2 separate regions of the Homo sapiens genome follow, and region 1 is linked to region 2. Evidence: read pairs that join two places in POLR2A ChIA-PET (ENCODE). Cell type or tissue: GM12878. All regions are shown on one strand. Links, peaks and the distances in the headings refer to the core of each region. The heading gives the core; the rest is flanking DNA. Region 1 overlaps TLK1 (tousled like kinase 1). Region 2 has its middle 47 kb from the start of GORASP2.

The links. ChIA-PET counts read pairs that join two places held together with the same protein. Peaks named below come from ENCODE experiments on the same cell type or tissue, not always from the same donor. Only the 100,000 strongest peaks of a DNase experiment are listed, where the experiment ranks them.
Region 1: POLR2A ChIA-PET joins it to region 2 with 7 read pairs; 2 of 35 experiments call an interaction of 5 or more read pairs at or near these places.

The regions. Positions count from the first base shown.
Region 1 is chr2:171,127,700-171,130,620 of GRCh38, reverse strand. The region is part of intron 1 of TLK1 (tousled like kinase 1); the gene reads left to right. It overlaps LOC124906092, which reads left to right. Exons shown (of 1, transcript XM_047446755.1): 1 at 1-2,921. Among named protein-coding and RNA genes, the nearest start is that of TLK1, 32 kb to the left of the region's middle. In GM12878, for the core only: no CTCF peak of the experiment used is centred there; no DNase peak of the experiment used is centred there; H3K27ac peaks cover 687 bases.
Region 2 is chr2:170,975,245-170,978,165 of GRCh38, reverse strand. No RefSeq gene overlaps it. Among named protein-coding and RNA genes, the nearest start is that of GORASP2, 47 kb to the right of the region's middle. RefSeq lists an enhancer at 125-681. In GM12878, for the core only: no CTCF peak of the experiment used is centred there; no DNase peak of the experiment used is centred there.

The DNA.
Region 1 (2,921 bases), core at 237-2,736, 150 kb before region 2:
CTTTCTCTTCTCACGTGATTTACTTTGCATGTATTTTTGGGCAAGTTGCTTATTTTTCTGGGACTTAGTAAGTAAACATCATTTAGGCTAATATGGTCCAGGAACCTGCCAAAACCTTACATGTATTATCTCATTTAACTCACCTTATGAATTAACGCTGTGTCCTGCCTGTGAACAACCCTGTGATGGACATAGTCATTACCAAGATTTTTTTTTTCCCCGAGATAGAGTTGCTCTGTTGCCCAGGCTAGAGTGCAGTGGTGCGATCTTGGCTTACTGCAGCCTCCGCCTCCTGGGTTCAAGCAATTCTCCTGCTTCAGCCTCCTGAGTAGCTGAGACTACAGGCACATGCCACCACGCCCAGCTAATTTTTGTATTTCTAGTAGAGAGGGGGTTTCACCATGTTGGCCAGGTTGGTCTTGAACCCCTGACCTTGTGATCTGCCCGCCTCAGCCTCCCAAAGTGCTGGGATTATAGGCATGATCCACTGTACCCAGCCGTTATTACCAAGATTTTATAATAATCGGGTCACTACGTGGCAAAGCTGGGATTTGAACTCAGGCAGTCTGGCCACAGAGCCCATGTTCTTAACCTTACAGCTGGCTGTATTGTTAAAATAAATGTCCACAGAAATCAATTTTAGGAATCTTACGAGGATATGGTAAAGATGATGTTGATGAAATAATAGGTTGAAATCACTGTATGAATATTTAGAATATTTAGAATTTTACCCATGTTATGTTATGTTATGTTATGTTATGTTATGTTATGTTATGTTATGTTATGTTATTTGGTAACCTATCTATATCCCAGGCTGGAGTGCGGTGGCAGCATTTCACAGCTTACTACCACAGCCTCTACTTCCTGGGCTCAAGTGATCTTCCCACCTCAGCCTGGGACTATAGGTGCGGACTACCATGCCTGGATAATTTTTTAAATTTTTTTGTAGAGATGGGGTCTCTTCAGGTTGCCCAGGCTGGTCTCGAACTCCTGGGCACAAAGGACCTGCCTGCCTTGGCCTTCAAAGTGCTGGGATTACAGATGTGAGACACCACTCCTGGCCCCTTGTTGATTTTCATTCATTGTTTTCAGTTGTGCTTTAATAGGTAGATCGTATTCAACTTGGACTTCTTACAAAAAGTACTTGCAGCCTCCTTTTTGGTCAGGGATCTACTTACCTGCTGTAAAGGGACTTTAAGAAAGAAAAACTGTTCTGTGGCCCTTCTTTCACCCTGTATTATTGGGATAGAAGAATAGGCCAAGAAGGAGTACTGTGGAGCAGTAAATCATCACTGTCCTTTTTAAGGTTCATAACAATTGGTTACCTCTCAGGAGTGGGATTTGGAGACAAGGAGGTATTGGGACTTTTTACTTTTATATTTTTGTATTTATTTCAAGAAGCACCTATTACTTAGTAATGAGGGAAAGGGATGAAACCAAAAAAGAGTCTTGAGTACTTAGGTTAGAGACAAGATACCAGTCTACTTTCTGGTAGTGAGGAGAGGGTAATTACCAGCTCAAGTTTTACCAGATTCCTGTTTTGGAGTTTTCTTAGAGAACATTCCTTCTTACTGCAGGATCAAGTACATGCTCTGTTTTTCTCTGTGTCTCTGACACGGACACGTGCACACACACATACACACACACACACACATACTCTTCCTCTGGACCCTTCTTTTGGGACAGAGATGCTTAGTTGAGTGGATATAAACTATAACAAAAGGCAGTATAACTTAACCTTTCAGTGTCTCAATTTCTTTATTTTTAAAATCAGGACTATATGTTAATACAGAAATGCAGTCTAGTATAAAATACATCTATATGTGAGTATGTGTATATACATTTGTATGTATGTGTATATATATATACATGTACATGTATATACACAATGTGAGAGATTGATTTTAAAAATAGCAGATTGTCACAAGTTTGAGGCTAGAGGAAGAGGAACTTGGTTAGTTGTGTTACTACTATATTAGCATAAAGAAATTAGGCACGGAAGTATATGTAATCCTATTATACTTAGCAGGAACTTCTAACCCCAGGAAGAAAGCTAGAAGGGGGCTTATTACATTATATATGCTAATATTTATTGAGCACTTATATTTTAGCATACATATATGTTCACATTTATTGAATGCTTTCTAAGTGACAGATTTAGTTCAAAACTATTCATAGAAACTTATTTTACTTTAACAACTCTATAAGGTATGTACTTTTATTATCTCCATTTTCTATATAAGGAAGCTAAAATAGAGAGAGATTAAAGAACTTGACCAAACTTTACACAACTTATCGACCTACGTATGTTTTTGATGAAAGAAAAATTAGTTGTCAGATTTTTTTATTAGTAAGAATAAAATTGAAATTTAAATTATTTTCATTTTTTAAGGTCATGGCAGTAGAGAGAAGCAGAAACCCTATGCTTTAGTAACTCTGATGCAAGCCATATCTCCTTATATGAATTATTTGGTCTCAGAGTATTTGAATTCTTTGCTGTAAGGGTTGCAACAAAAGTGTTTAAAAAGACCAATTATATTAAAAAGATTAGGTGAAGCATTACTCTGACTTGGAATGATTCTAGATTAGACCTGTCTTCTCTACCACAGGGTTATATAATTGAACATGTATACCTAGATTCAGGGACCTGACTTTCTATACTTACTGTTGTCAGACATTTGGGTGAAATCTTCGGAAAGTGTGTGTCTGTGTTTATGTGTGTATGTGCAGTACATATATATCTATATATGTAGATAGATGGATAGATAATATGACTCAGAAACAGATAAATAGTTTAGTGAAACTATTTAGTGAATAAAGTACAAAACAGACCGATGTTTATGGAATGTGATAACCAGAGAGGTATTTTAAATTAGTGGGAAAAGTTTGAATTGGTGAGAAATTGGGACATTTTCCTTTGG
Region 2 (2,921 bases), core at 133-2,632:
TGTTTTTCTCCTTCTCTTATTCCGTTTAGTTTTTCAGTTCATACAAAACCGTATCCAGGCCATCACCAATAATTCTACACGACAAATGTTTCTTCTAACAACCCCACAATATCACCCCTTACCACAAAATCTTCCTTCAGCTTAATCTCTCCCACTCTAGGTTCCCACACCGCCCCTAATCCCGCTCGAAGCAGCCCTGAGATACATTGCCCATTATCTCTCCATGCCACCCCCCAAAAATTGTCACCGTCCCAACACTTTACCACTATTTCGTTTTATTTTTCTCATTAATATAAGAAGACAGGAATGTCAGGCCTCTGAGCCCAAGCTAAGCCATCATATCCCCTGTGACCTGCACGTACACATCCAGATGGCCGGTTCCTGCCTTAACTGATGACATTCCACCACAAAAGAAGTGAAAATGGCCTGTTCCTGCCTTAACTGATGACATTGTCTAGTGAAATTCCTTCTCCTGGCTCATCCTGGCTCAAAAGCTCCCCCACTGAGTACCTTGTGACCCCCCACTCCTGCCCGCCAGAGAACAACCCCCTTTTTCCCTTTACCTACCCAAATCCTATAAAATGGCCCCACCCCTATCTCCCTTCACGGACTCTCTTTTCGGACTCAGCCCACCTGCACCCAGGTGATTAAAGGCTTTATTGCTCACACAAAGCCTGTTTGGTGGTCTCTTCACACGGACGCGCATAAAAGAAACCTTTGAAGTGACCAAAGTAATGGCAGGGGAGAGTATTCGGTCAATTCATGGTGCAGTATCTTATCTTTTTTTTTTTTTGAGACGGAGTCTCACTCTGTGTCTCCCAGGCTGGAGTGCAGTGACACCATCTCAGCTCACTGCAACCTCCACCTCCCAGATTCAAGTGATCCTCCTGCCTCAGCTTCCCAAGTAGCTGGGATTACAGGTCGGCACCACCACGCCTGGCCAATTTTTTTGTATTTTTAGTAGAGATGAGGTTTTGCCATGTTGGTTGGCCCGGCCCATGGTGCAATATCTAATAAATTACATTTAACTTCCATGGGTCATGTCTGATACAGCTTTTTGAGATTTTAAAGTTATTTAATGAGCTATTTAATTTTCTTAACAGAAAAACAATTGTATTGGGGAATTTTGAAAAGTTTTTTGCTTAAACACTGGATCCAAGACCCACCTGGGGAAAAATATAAATAGTGTTCTCTGGTTCTGAGTGAAGTCTGTAAATGTAGTCAGGGTGCAAGACAGCTCTGTTCTTCCCCACACCCGCCTTTTTTTTTTTTTTTTTTTTTTGGAGATGGAGTTTCACTCTTGTTGCCCAGATTGGAGTGCAGTGGCGTGATCTCGGCTCACTGCAACGTCTGCCTCCCGGGTTCAAGAGATTCTCCTGTCTCAGCCTCCCGAGTTGCTGGGATTAAAGGCACATGCCACCACGCCCGGCTAATTTTTGTATTTTTAGTAGAGACGGGGTTTCATCATATTGGTCAGGCTCGTCTTGAACTCCTGACCTCAGGTGATCCGCCCACCTCGGCCTCCCAAAGTGCTGGGATTACAGGCGTGAGCCACCGCGTCCGGCCGACAGCTCTGTTCTTTAAGGATCAAATGATATATGTGTGTGTATGTATGTATGTATATATATTTTTTCTTTTTTTTTTTTGAGACAGGGTCTCACTCTGTCACCCAGGCTGGAGTTCAGTGGTGCAAGCACAGCTCACTGCAGCCTCAACTTCCTGGGCTCAAGCAATCCTCCCAGCTCAGCCTTCTAAGTACTACAGGCTCAAACCGCCACATCCAGCTGATTTTGTTCATTTTTTGTAGAGACGGAGATCTCACTATGTTGCTCAGGCTGGTCTCCAACCCCTGGGCTCAAGTGATTCTCCCAAAATGCTGTGATTACAGGCATAAGCCACCACACCCAGCCTAAATTTGTATCTTTTAAACAACTTCGTGGGTTTTTTAAAACAACTTTGTGGTTTTGGATGGCAAATTCAAGAATACAAAGCCTCGGACCTGGGTGTCAGAGGCAGAGTAGCCCTTGCCTTTCGGTCACACTGACCCATGCACAGCATACCTCCAGAGATAGCCCATGCCCCCCAGGGGGCGGTGGGAAATGGTTTGAAACCTCTTCCCCTCCCCACCCTGCTCCATTCTGTAACTTCCTCCCAGGAAGGCAGGCCCCTCCCCACTCAAATCCCTGTCCAGGGTCCAGGGTCCAGAGAAGGGAGTGGCCCAGGCAGAGAACCCCAGTGAGTGCCCACCACATGCCAGGCACTGACTGCCACCCCTTCGACTCTAACCTAGCACCCAGCACATGGAGCTACACTCATCGCCTGTGCCTTTGTGCGGCATATGGTGAGTGCCTGCTGGGAGCTAGGTGCTGGAGAGGACTTTAAGTCAGACTTTGTCCACGACACCAAGGCTTGAAGACAGGTATAACCCCTGAGGCCACCTCCCCTCCTCACAGGTCGCATTGTAGCACTTTCTCACCCTAGTTGTCCACTTTGCCTCTGCTGCTCTGCCAGTCTGCAGGGGCAGAAGGATGCCCGTGCCCAGGAAGAATGCTGAAGCCAGGTGCATGGCCCCTGCAGTGGTGGAAGCTCCCCCAGTAGCGAGCGGCCATTTGACTAGGCTGAATCGAGTTGACTTCACAACCGAGGTCTGATCACTGACTACACCATCTCCTTGTTGGGAAAAACAAACAAACAAAAAAACCCCCACAAACCACTGCTATTTTAAATTGTGATCAAAATGAAGATACTAAAAGCCCTGGGGGCTGGGTTCTGAGAATCCCCCACGAGTCCCCCGAGGACCTTGCACCCAGGTCCTCCATGCAGCCCTGCAGTTGCAGCCTGGTCTGTTTCTGCTCCACCGGCCCCGCCCCACACCTGCCCGGGTCTCAGGCTTGCTGAAAGAATCCCTGGATCCGATTTCC